Regions from separate parts of the Homo sapiens genome. Here region 2 is linked to region 1. The links are chromatin contacts, found by Hi-C or POLR2A ChIA-PET in ENCODE. All regions are on one chromosome and are shown on one strand. Each heading gives the region's core, a stretch centred on a gene start or an enhancer-like site at or near the end of the contact. The rest is flanking DNA. Distances are from core to core; before and after follow the strand shown. Region 1 overlaps MAP7 (microtubule associated protein 7). Region 2 overlaps MAP3K5 (mitogen-activated protein kinase kinase kinase 5).

Region 1 (6,497 bases), core at 2,997-5,496:
CTTCAGTTTAAATGTCATTTCCTTGGCCAGGCATGGTGGCTTATGCCTGTAATCCCAGTGCTTTGGGAGGCCAAGGTGGGAGGATCATTTGAGCCCAGGAGTTCAAGAACAGCCCTGGCAACAGAGACCCCGTCTCTACAAAAAATACAAAAATTAACCAGGTGTGGTGGTGTGCACCTGTGGTCTCAGCTACTCCGGAGGCTGAGGTGGGAGAATCCCCTGAGCCCAAGGAGGTCGAGGCTGCAGTGAGCCATGATCGTAGCACTATACTCTAGCCTAGGCAGCAGAGTGAGACCTTGTCTCAAAAAAAAAAAAAATTGTCATTTCCCTAAGGATGTCCCCAGACCAAGCTAGTCTCAGATTCTAGGCCCTTTCTTACTCCAGGCAAATTGTGTATTAAGTGTTTGCTGAGTCGTTTATTGTCTGTCTCCTCAACTAGACGAAGCTTGCAGAAAGCAATGAATATGTCTGTCAGATTCACACTGTGCCCCCAGCAACTAATACAGAGTCTAGTATGCACGTACTTTCTTTTATTGTGCTTCATGGATACTGCATTTTTTTTACAAATTGAAGGTTTGTGGCAACCCTATATCAAGGAAGTCTGTTGGCGCCATTTTTCCAATAGCATGTGCCTACTTCTCATCTCTGCATCACATATTGGTAATTCTTGCAATATTTCAAACTTTTTCATTGTTATTCTATCTGTTATGGTAATCTGTGATGGGTGATCTTTGATGTCACTATTGTAATTGTTTTGGGATGCTACAAACCATGCCCACATAAGATAGCAAACTTAACAAATATTGTGTGTGTTCTGACTACTCCACCAACCCAGCCATTTCTGTCTCTCTCCCTCTCCTCAGGCCTCCCTATTCTTTGAGACATGACAATTTTGAAATGAAGTTAACTAATAACCTTACAATGGCCCCTAATCTAAGTGCTCAAGTGAAGAATTACATGCCTCTCACTTTAAATCAAAAGCTAGAAATGATTAAGCCTAGTGAGGGAAGGCATGTTGAAAGCCTAGATAGGCTGAGAGCTAGGCCTCTTGCGCCAAACAGCCAAGATGTGAATGCAGAGGAAAAGTTCTTAAAGGAAGCAAAAAGTGCTACCATGGTAAACACAAATGATAAGAAAGCGAAACAGCCTGAATGCTGATACAAAGAAGATTTGAGTGGTCTGGATAGAAGATCAAACCAGCCACACGTTCTCTTAAGCCAAAGCTTAATCCAGAACAAGGACCCTAACTCTCTTCAATTTTATGAAGGCTGAGAGGTGAGGGAACTGCAGAAAAAAAGTTTGAAACTAGCAGAGGATGGTCATGAGGTTTAAGGAAAGAAAGTGTCTCCATAACATAAAAGCACAAGGTGAAGCAGCAAATGCTGATGGGGAAGCTGCAGCAAGTTATCCAGATCTTGCTAAGGTAATGATGAAGGTGAGTTCACTAAACAACAGAGTTTCAATGGAGATGAAACAGCCTTCTGTTGGAAGAAGATGCCATCTAGGACGTTGATAGACAGAGAGTCAAAGTCAGTGCCTGGCTTCGAAGAACAGGCTGAATCTCTTGTTAGGGGATAATGCAGCTGAGTCATTGCAATCATTGACTTGGAGTTGAAGCCAATGCTCATTTGCCATTCTGAAAATTCTAAGGCCCTTAAGAATTATGCTAAATCTACTCTGTGTGCACTCTGTCAGTGGAACAACAAAGCCTGGATGACAGCACGTCTGTTTATAGCATGGTGTACTGACTATTTTAAGCCCGCTATTGAGACCCACTGCTCAGAAAAAAAGTTTTCTTTCAAAATATTACTGCTCATTGACAATGTACCAGGTCACCCTGATGGAGATGGACAAAAGAGGTTAATGTTGTTTTCTTTTTTTTTTTTTTTTTTTTTTTTTTTGAGACAGAGTCTTGCTCTGTCACCCAGGCTGGAGTGCTGTGATCTCAGCTCACTGTAACCTCTGCCTCCTGGGTTCAAGCTATTCTCCTGCCTCAGCCTCCCAAGAAGCTGGGATTACAGGTGTACACCACCACACCTGGCTAACTTTTTGTATTTTTAGTGGAGACAGGGTTTCGCCATGTTGGCCAGGCTGGTCTCAAACTCCTGACCTCAGGTGATCTGCTTGCCTTGGCCTCCCAACGTGCTGGGATTACAGGCATGAGCCACTGCACCCGGCCACAAGGAGGTTAATGTTGTTTTCATGCCTGCCATCACAACATCCATTTTTCAGTCCATGGATCAAGGAATAATTTTGACTTTCAAGTCTTATCACTTAAGAAATATATTTTGTAAGGTTATGGCTGCCATAGGTAGTGATTCCTCTGATGGATCTGGGCAAAGAAAATTGAAAACCTTCTGGAAAGGATTCACCATTGCAGATGCCATTAAGAACATTTATGATGCATGGAGGGAGGTTGGTGTGCCAAACCCCTATTGACTCCAGCGGGGATGGCACCAGGTTCAAGAGGCTGAAGAAGAGACCTAGAGCCAGCGAATGAGACATGGGTTTTACTGGGGACTTACGTACAGGTGAGAGAGTCCAGTGGTGGCAGACTGGGCAAAACCACCACCACCACTTGCAAAACACATGCAATTTATATAACATTTTCACTTAACACCCTCCCCCTAGCAACTTCCACCTGGCAAACCTCATTTAACCCAAAACAATGGGCCGTGATCCCCTGTATGGCCCATGTTCCACAGGATGCGTCTGGGGCTCAGGTGTTCCTCATAGACAAGGAATGGATCTCTGGGTTGGCCACTTCTGAGTACACATTGAGGTGCTCTGCCATACGGGGTCATTCTCAGGGTATACTCAGGTCGCATTATCACTGTCAGGTGCATCTACCATACAAAACTCAAAATATCAACATTAACAGGTGTTTGTAAGCAGTTGACCCCAACCTTCATGAATGACTTTGAGGGGTTTAAGACTTCAGTAGAGGAAGTAACTGCAGATGTGGTGGAAATGGCAAGAGAACTAGAATTAGAAGTAGAGCCTGAAGATGTGACTGAATTGCTGCGATTCCATGATAAAACTTGAACAGATTAGTTTCTTCTTATGGATGAACAAAGTAAGTGGTTTCTTGAGATGGAATCTACTTACGGTGAAGACGCTGTGAACATTGTTGAAATGGCAACAAAGGATTTAGAATATTACATAAGCTTAGTTGATAAAGCAGCAGCAGGGTTTGAGAGGATAGAGTCCATTTTTGAAAAAAGTCCTGTGGATGAAATGCTATCACACAACATCGCATACAACAGAGAAGTCTTTCATGAAAGGAAGAGTTCATGGACTTGGCAAATTTCATTGCTATCTTACTTTAAGAAATTGTAGCTGGGTGCAGTGGCTCATGCCTATAATCCCAGTGCTTTGAGAGGCAGAGGCAGGAGGATCATTTGAACCCAGGAGTTTGAGACCAGACCGGGCAACAGAGTGAGAACCTGCCTCTACCAAAAACAAAACAAAACAAAACAAAACCTAGCTTGGTGTGGTATCACAAGCCTATAGTCCTAGCAACTTGAGAGGCTGATGCAGAAGGATTGCTTGAGCCTGAGAGGTCAAGACTGCAGTGACCTGTGGTTGTGCTACTGCACTGCAGCCTGGGCAACAGAGTGAGACCCTTTCAAAAAAAAAAAAAAAGGGAAGAAATTGCCGCAGCACCCCAGCCTTCAGTGACTACTATCCTTATCAGTCAGCAGCCATCAACATGGAAGCAAGACCCTCCACCACCAAAAAGATTACAACTCACTAAAGGCTCCAATGATTCTTCGCATTTTTTAGCAATCAAGTAGTTTTTAATGAAGTTATGTACACTGTTTTGGGACATAATGTTGCACACTTAATAGACTACAGCGTAACGAAAACACAACTTTTGTATGCACTGTGAAACCAAAAAATGTGTGTGACTTGCTTTATTGCAATATTTGCTTTATTGGGGTGGTCTGGAACTGAACTGGCAGTATTCTGAGGTATGCCTTGTTGAGGCTTCCTAAATCTTCATTACATCAACAGGTGTCACACCCTAGATAAAAAGTTGAGAAGAATACATCCAACAATTTTTTACATCCGTAATAGTCTTAGAAACTTTGGTATTTACTTTTTCCACTGAAACAGTTCTCTTTTTCTGTTGAGCTGTTCTGTAGAACTTGAAGGAAATTATTTCTAGGTGCTGATTCAAGACCTCTTAGTCCATGGGTGCTAAGCCAGATGGCAGAAGCCCAAATCTGGTTCCTCATAAGATAACTGATTGGAGGCAACACACTCTGGCCCTGCCAGCCAGAGAATGAGACAGCATAGCTGGAGAGGTAGTCTGTCTAGGCCTTTAAACATTCCAGGGTTCAGGACTTTGTTTTGAATCTAGCAAAGGCCTGGAGATATCAGATCAATCACCACCCTGCCTAGTGATAATGACGGTGAATTTTGTATTAACGACCTTTGTCCACTAGCCTTTATGCAGGGATGACTTGTTTGTTTTCGGCTAGGACATTGGCTTGGACAGTCTGCAGTGGCTTACTTGGATCAAATTCTAGAGCTAGACCATTCCAGAAGCACCTTCTACCATCATTTTTCCTTGAACTGCCAGAGCTTATTATAAAACGTTCATTTCGTGTTTGTGGCATATCCTCATTACAGCCGTGTTTGAATTATTATAAGTATTTTCTTTCCTTTTGCACAGTTGAAATTCAGTTATCATGACCATATTAAGTGTAAGCCAGGGAGAACTTGCATACACAAATCCTTAGTGATTTAAACTCCCACTGAGCTCTTGACTAATAGTGTCCCTCACTCCCACCTGCTGCTCTGTGGATTAGGAAATATCGTGGAAAGTGAACTGGAGCTGCTGCTAATTTAACAAAGTCCACTGTGTACCTAGCCACATTCCCTCTAGTTCTCCACCTATTCAGTGCATCTCATTAAGCCACCCTCACAAATTTCCTTTTATGCTTCTCTTTTATAATACTATCTCTGCACTGCCTTTTTTTTTAAGGCCCAGAAAAACAGGTTCTTTGTGGGTAGACAGTTCCTGGTGCACACCTTTCATTCAGCACTGTAAAGATGCAAAGTGGCAACTGAGATATTAGGATTCAAAACCTCAGCACTCTGGATTTTTACCCTGGGCTTGGGGAATCAAATTTTCTTTTTATGAATTTGCTAGCTCTGATTCTTCTGTGACACCACAGTAGAAAATCCTATCCTAATTCTTAATGGTATTGTTCAGAATCCTATAACTTCCCCTTACCCATCTAGTAGTTTAGAATACCATAACATTAAAATTAGTATGAATTTTGAGTGGAACTCCAAACTGACCTCTTATATCAACACTTCTAATCATCAGCCAGATTTTCTCACAATCTAAGTAATTTCAAAATTATTCTCACTCCACTGCCATAAGTTTCAGTGACACACATCTACTTTGATGCTGCATGACCTTCACTTGAACTTCATTCAGCCAGCTGTGTGGGTTTATGCTGGGACTTGTTTCCACACCACCTACGATATCATGAACTCAGAAATTCCCCTAGGTACCCACAGACTTCAGATTCAGCAAACAATGATTTGCTCCCTACCCTATGCTAGATGTTTCCATACGCAGTAGTCTTCCGCTTGTCCTTCTAGGAGCCTCAGTCGATGCCTGAAACTTCAGATGGTACCAACCCCTATATGTATATACTATGTTTTTTCTATACATACCTGTGATACAGTTTAATTTATAAATTAGACACAGAGATTAATAACAATAATAAAATATAGCAATATACCATAATAAAAGTTATATGAGTATGGTCGCTCCCAAAATATCTTACTGTGTTGTACTCACCTATTTTCAGACTGTAGTTGACTGCAGGTAACTCAGAATGCAGAAAGCAAAACCAGCGATGAGGGTGGACTGCCGTGTGTGAGCTCATCCTCCTACCTGAAGAAAAGCCTCACACCTTCTGAACCTTCATCCTCTCCACCACCCCCAGGCTTCTGAACCCCCTGTGTTCTCACAGTTATGAGTCCTCCTTCCCACTCACTGGTGTTTTGTCAAGCCCGGAACTCACGGGTAACCATTTCAAAGATGCACTTGCAATGATGCCTGGGCCTTCCTTGCAGGCTGGAGTGTCCCCTCATAGCCTCCTGTTTCTTTAGGTCTGTGGAGTGTTACTGTGAGACTCCTAAAAACCAGCTGTGTGGGTCGTTTCTACTTTCTTATCCTCTCACCATCAGCTGAGCCCAATTTGCTGCTAGCCGGTTGTCAAATCACATCACAGAGATGCTCACCCCATTTTGTCTACTGTATGTCACTCTTTTGCCCAGGCTGGAAGTACAGTGGCACGATCTTGGCTCACTGCAACCTCCACCTCCTGTGTTCAAGCAATTCTCCTGTCTCAGCCTCCCGAGTGGCAGGGACTACAGGCACACGCCACCACACCTAGCTAATTTTTGTATTCTTAGTAGAGACAGGGTTTCACCATATTACTCAGGCTGGTCTCGAACTCCTGACCTCA
Region 2 (6,497 bases), core at 2,532-5,031, 81 kb before region 1:
CAGCCTACTCCTGGCCTCTTGGTAAAGCTATCTCTTAGGGGATATGGGGCTCACACCCCTTCCCATCAGCCCCTGAAATAAGGCAATGAGAATCATCTCCTTAGAGACACACCTTTGACATGTCCTATCCTCAGAGAGGTTCATTCAGCCTCTTTTAGACTCTTCGTGGTCAGCCCCATAGAGGAGGGCTTCTTAATACCTGGCAAGATATCAGCAGTAAGGCTGCCTGTGACTGGAAATCCTGCCAGGCTCCTCTCTTGCAGCCTGGGGTCCCAATCACTCACGTGTATGAGCTTATGTTCGAGGAACTTGTAACCTCTGTGATATCTGGAAACTGTCACCGTGCTCCCCTGGAAATAGTTACACTTGAGCTTCTTCCCATTTACAGTGACACAGAAAGGCACTACGCATTCTCACTTGCCTGGAAATCGTCATAACTTAAGAAGGTAGAAATCTCAGGCGTGGATTTGATCATATTTCCACCACAAACGTATAAAGCAAACTGTCTCAGCACCACCTGTCTTGCTCTTTCCACCCCTTACAATAGAGAAAACATCCATTTTCCTACAGAAGGCCAATCCCTCACAGATGAGTTCTGGCTCCTGTGGAGCCCCCGTGACTCCTCCAGCTTCTGCCTCTCCCAGTGAGTTCCATATACACATGCTCTAATGTCTTTTGTCCTAAACCCGTCCTTCCCCTGATCTACAAATGGCCTCACTGGCTGACACCACCACCTTTTTTTGCCCCACATCACAGCTTCCCGTCTTGAAGTACAGTGTCTCCAGATCTCCACCTCTTCCTTCCCACCCATGTAGCGTCTCCCCTTCCACGCGATCACTGGGCCTGCTCTGGCCAAGATCTAATGAGATCTCTTTAGCCAAATCCAACAAGTGCCTTTCTCAACCTACTCAACTTCTCAGTGGCTCTCAGCCTGGATGACTGTTCTCTCTTACTTTCGCCCTCTCCTGTGTGGGCTTCCATGACACCCCATTTTCTCTGTTTTCCTCCAACCTCATGGCTGCTCCTTGTCATTCTCCTTGGCTGCCTGTTCATCCCCTTCTTTTCCTCTAAATATTGGCATTCTTAAGGGCCGGGTCTATGCTGTCTTTTTATCTTTCCCCAAATTATGTCATCCTTTACTTTAAATACCATCTCCAGCCAGGTAGGCTGCTGAGGTTCTATCTAGCCCAGTCTTCTGAGCTCCAGACTCATATCCAATTGCTTTTTTCTTTTTTAGATGGAGTCTTGCTGGCGGCTGGAGTGCAGTGGCATGATCTTGGCTCACTGCAACTTCCGCCTCCTGGGTTCAAGCAATTCTCCTGCCTCAGCCTCCTGAGTAGCTGTCACTACAGGCACACACCACCATGTCAGGCTAATTTTTGTATTTTTAGTAGAAGCGAGGTTTCACCATGTTGGTGTCTTGAACTCCCAACATGAGATAATCCTCCTGCCTCAGCCTCCCAAAGTGCTGGGATTACAGCCGTGAGCCACCGCGCCCAGCCGCCCAATTGCCGTCTTCATTTTTCAAACTGAACTGTCAAATAACACCCCTTATCCACTAAAAAGAACTTTCCTTTTTGGCCTGTATTATTTCTCATCTTAGAATATAAGTACGATATGCATCCATTCAGTTTCTTAGGCCAGAATTCTACTTTGGAGTCATTTTTGATTCTTCCTTTTCACACTCTTCACTCCAGTCCATCAGCAACTCCTGCTGGCTACCTGACATATAGTAGATGATCCACAACTGTATGTTGGATGAATGAATGCATGTGCCTAATAGAGAAGGGGACTCAATCTAGAATCAGGTTCACTCATTTAAAATCAAGCAGGCCGGGTGCGGTGGCTCAACACCTGTAATCCCAGAACTTTGGGAGGCCGAAGCAGGTGGATTACTTGATGTCAGGAGTTTGAGACCAGCCTGGCCGACATGGCGAAACCCTATACAAAAATTAGCCAGGGGTGGTGGCACATGCCTGTAATCCCAGCTACTTGGGAGGCTGAGGCAGGAAAATCACTTGAACCTAGGAGGCGGAGGTTGTAGTGAGCCAAGATCATGCCACTGCACTCCAGCCTGAGCAAAATAGTGTGACTCTGTCTCAAAAATAAAATAAAATCAAACCGAGGAGGGAATCAGGGCTCTGCACATAGAACATGCAGAATATCTGTAAGTCCCTTTATTTCCTTAACGAGCCATAGTGACAGGCACTCGGTTCCATCCTTAAGCATATACAGTTTTACCTCATTAGGCCTCCTTTTAGGCAGTCGGTAGTCACAGCAACGTTAAAATTCACAGGCGTGACACAAGTCCTCTCATTACTGGATAATCAAACCACATGATATGACCAAAAAGCCAAAATACAGGATAATTCAAGTCCTTACTCCTTCTCTTCTTTAGATACACATACATTTACCACACACACACACACACACAAACACGGAAACACACGATAGGAATCCCTCATCTTGTACTCTTCTAGTCTAGTCTGTACTAGTCTCTTTACTCCCAAGAAACAACAATTTTGTCTTTGAAATATGAATGATGCACACCTCCGTTTCTGAGTGTGGCATGCATCTCATAAAAATGGGCTGGTGAAGAAACTCACCAAGTCTGAAGGATCAGCAGTGAGTTCCACTGCAGGGCTTGTATCCCTTCTTGTAAAGAGATCAGCTACTCAGTCAAGCCAAGAGCTCTTCTTCAGCTGTATTCTTCCATCAGTAACATTTAACTTTAGGGACTTGACATCTCATAGCAGTGAAACTCTTTCTCCCAAGCAGCTATTTTTTTCTGTTCTAAAGTCCGTTCCCCCCAAATAGCGAGATGTTGACTCTAAAGTGAAACAAGGCACACTATAGACCTTGACCTTCCCCAGGAATGACTCAAAAGCAGTTTGGTGTTTGGGCCCCCCTTCAAACCTTTCTTCTCTCAGACAACCTTACTATTACCAGCAAGGAAGAGGTCACCCATTTCCTTTCTGCTGTAGCAGCACTGCCCAAAATATGGTCCGTGAAATGCTAGGCCCATGAGCTGCTCCAGAATATGTGGAAACAATACATGCCAGGCATTTCCCCTGCCATATATCATTTGCATACTGGTACTTAATTGGTCAATTCAGCAACTCTTTGTGGCTTCCTCTTGCTTCCTGCCTTCTAGTGATTCAGCTACAGAACTATTTAAATAACAGCAGATAAGTCAACCAATTCATCCTGGGGAGACTTTCCAGTTACTGACCAGTAAGGTGGTTTCCCCCGAGGTCAGCTGTTCCTGAAAGCTGTATGTACTTCCGTCTTTCTCGCTACAGCTGAAACCAATGTCATGAGTCCCCTATCCTTGAGATCAGGGCAGTTGATTCAGTTCAGCCCAAGAGGAATTAAGTAAGAAGGAGATTCCAGGCAACAGTGGATTTCCTTTTCTATAATTTTATACCTTCATTCTTTATTAAAATGCTTTTGTAGCATTAGGATGTGTGTTTGATAAAGATGTTTCTGGCAAAAACCACTTTCTTTTTTTTTTTTTTTTTTGCATATCTGTCCATAGGATAGATCATGGACAGTATTTTATTGTGATTCAGATACCCGTTTCTCTCATTAGGAGTGAGGCTGAGAAGTTTTATATACATTTGGGAGCTTTTTGTGTTTTTCTTTCTGTGAACTGTTCAGGCATACATATACAGAGACTGACTAGCTGTCCTCCAGACCTGTTTCCTTTTCCTTCTGGGGTTTCCCAGCCTCCTGGCAAGTAACTGTGGCTGGTGGACTGAGGCTTGGGCAATGGATGGTGGGCCCGAGTGGCAACTCACCCAAGCATGATTCATAAAAACTTCCTATGAGATCCTCCTACTCTTTCTTCCCCATCTGCTGGAAAGATGTTGACACCCAGAGCAACCTATGAAGCTTTCTTTAAAACCAATGTTTGAGGAAATATAGGCAACTCCACTGTCTTATTCTCCATCCAAATAAAGAAGCAGCTCATGTCTACTAGAGAATCATAGTATCTGAGAACCAGGACAGACCTAAGAGATCATCTAGTCCATCTGTTTCCAAAATTTGTTTTCAGTGATGAATCCTTTTTTATATGAATCCTTAAGCAGAACTGTGATATATGACAGTCAGCATATTTTCTCTGGTTTCAGGTATAACAGGATTGGAACCTGTGGTCTAGACCTACAGCATCCCACTCACTCATCCCAACCAAGGCAGCCCCAAGATGCTAATGGAGACACTTAAGCCCCTGAAGAACAGGCTTAAAGATTATCAATCTGACCCTGAATTTGATAAATATGAAAACTGAGACCCATAAATAGAAATAATTAGTAGTCAGTAAAAATGAGGGGATCAGACCCTCAGTAGACCCACTGAACTTGGGCTTCCTTGACTGTTTTGGTACCCCAGAGATATCCCTCCCAGGGCCTGGGAGGCCCTTTCCTGGCTACCCTGCTGTATGGGTTATGCTGAGCAAGGGAGGCAGTCATAACACATGACCGTTCCCTTACATAGCATAATTATGCTGCTCATTGCAACAAGATATTTGACAAAGAATATGGCCTCTTTCAATGGGTGTTTCAGTATGTGTACATTTTTTAAAGTGTCAATTATCTTTTCCCTCCTCTCATCACAAGCAGAATATCTCAGGAGTATATCCTTGCCGGTACCTGTGCTGGTGGAGGACACCAGCAGCAGCAGTGAGTACGGCTCAGTTTCACCCGACACGGAGTTGAAAGTGGACCCCTTCTCTTTCAAAACAAGAGCCAAGTCCTGCGGAGAAAGAGATGTCAAGGGAATTCGGACACTCTTTTTGGGGTAAAGACCTGACTTACTTGGGGTGAGAGAAGTGTGTTGTTAAGTGTGTCATTTTATAAAGGGAACTGTGATTTATGCTGCATAAATTTTCTCAGCATTCCAGATGAGAATTTTGAAGATCACAGTGCTCCTCCTTCCCCTGAAGAAAAAGATTCTGGATTCTTCATGCTGAGGAAGGACAGTGAGAGGCGAGCTACCCTTCACAGGATCCTGACGGAAGACCAAGACAAAATTGTGAGAAACCTAATGGAATCTTTAGCTCAGGTAAATCCTCTCCCAGGTGCTTCATTTCCCAAAGGTTACATATTTTATCTGTGTCCTAACCGCCTGCAGCTGTCACAGATGATGTGAAAGGCAAGAGGAACCTGTAGTGATCATCATGATAAACCTACCCCACAGGAAAAAAGAAGGCAAACCCTATGGTAGGGAATATATTAATATGAAAATAGGGAAATGATTTTTTCATTGCATTTTTGAACATAAGCTATTTTTAAGTCAGAAGCAAATTTTTCACATTGGTGACATTCCAAATAGCCCCTACAAGCCTCTTTTACTCTTCATTCATTTGTTTATTCATTCCATCAATAAACACACATTAAGCCATGTGAGTTGCTAATTCTGACATTAGCATGAGGCTACCTGCCAGTCGCTCCTCTCAGCATTTGGGAAACATCAGCAAATACAACAGAACCCCTGAGCTTGTAAGGTTATATTTAAAAGGAGGGTGAAGGGCAAAGGGAAGTAAATTGTAGTGAGTCTTCACTTAATGTAGTTGATAAGTCCTTGGAAACTGTGACTGAAGCAAAATTACATATAACCAAACCAGTTTTGCCGTAGACTAATTGACATAAACAAGAGTTAAGTTCCTATGGCATATTTCTGGTCACAAAAACATGACCAAACTCCTAAATAAAGACTAAAACACTTCTAATATTCTACATTGAAATAAATGTGAACTCTATATACATTTAAGAAAGATGAATAAAAACAAGATAACTATCTACCCAGTTCAAGGCCATGGGTGGCCAGAGCCTATTCTGGCAGCTCAGTACCAGGCGGGCACCCGCCCTGGAAAGGACACTATTCCACTGCAGGGTACATACACACACACACCCACACTGAGACCACGTAGACACACAAATGAACCTAACGTGCACATCCTTGGGATGCGGAGGAAACTATATGTATTAGTCTGTTCTCATGCTACTAATAAAGACATACCTGAGACTGGGTAATTTATAAAGGAAAGAAGTTTAACTGATTCACAGTTCCACATGGCTGGGGAGGCCTCACAATCATGGTGGAAGGTGAATGAGGAGCAAAGTCACATCTTACGTGGCGGCAGGCAAGAGAGCTTGTGCAGGGGAATTCCCATTTGTAAAACCATCAGATCTCATGAGACTTATTCACTATCATGAGAACATCACAGGAAAGACCCACCCCCATGATTCAGTTACCTCCCACTTGGTCCCTCCCATGACACATGGGGATTATGGGAGCTACAATTCAAGATGAGATTTGGGTGGGGACACAGCCAAACCATATCACCAGAGTACCCCAGGTAAGGCCACACAGACATTGAGAAAATGTGCAAATTTGCCAGGTGTGATGGCTCATGCCTGTAATCCCAGCACTTTGGGAGGCTGAGGCGGGTGGATCACGAGGTCAGGAGATCGAGACCATCCTGGCTAACACGG

What was found. A loop is a pair of places that touch in the nucleus more often than their neighbours do. ChIA-PET counts read pairs that join two places held with the same protein, here RNA polymerase II (POLR2A). Pooled maps may share reads with other maps.
Region 2: a pooled map shows a loop between it and region 1 (10-fold over the local background). The contact joins two enhancer-like sites. A Hi-C loop is called at or near these places in 4 of 50 pooled maps. POLR2A ChIA-PET finds 5 or more read pairs at or near these places in 2 of 52 experiments (activated CD4-positive, alpha-beta T cell and naive thymus-derived CD4-positive, alpha-beta T cell).

Annotation. Positions count from the first base shown.
Region 1 is chr6:136,509,985-136,516,481 of GRCh38, reverse strand. All of the region lies in intron 1 of MAP7 (microtubule associated protein 7), which reads left to right. Among named protein-coding and RNA genes, the nearest start is that of MAP7, 37 kb to the left of the region's middle. Within about 2 kb of position 4,246, at least 4 of the 41 ENCODE cell types and tissues checked have a DNase peak (open chromatin) inside an H3K27ac peak, as active enhancers do.
Region 2 is chr6:136,590,740-136,597,236 of GRCh38, reverse strand. It overlaps MAP3K5 (mitogen-activated protein kinase kinase kinase 5), which reads left to right. Exons shown (of 30, transcript NM_005923.4): 22 at 4,623-4,800; 23 at 4,896-5,064. Among named protein-coding and RNA genes, the nearest start is that of MAP3K5-AS1, 35 kb to the left of the region's middle. RefSeq lists an enhancer at 2,589-2,748. Within about 2 kb of position 3,781, at least 13 of the 41 ENCODE cell types and tissues checked have a DNase peak (open chromatin) inside an H3K27ac peak, as active enhancers do.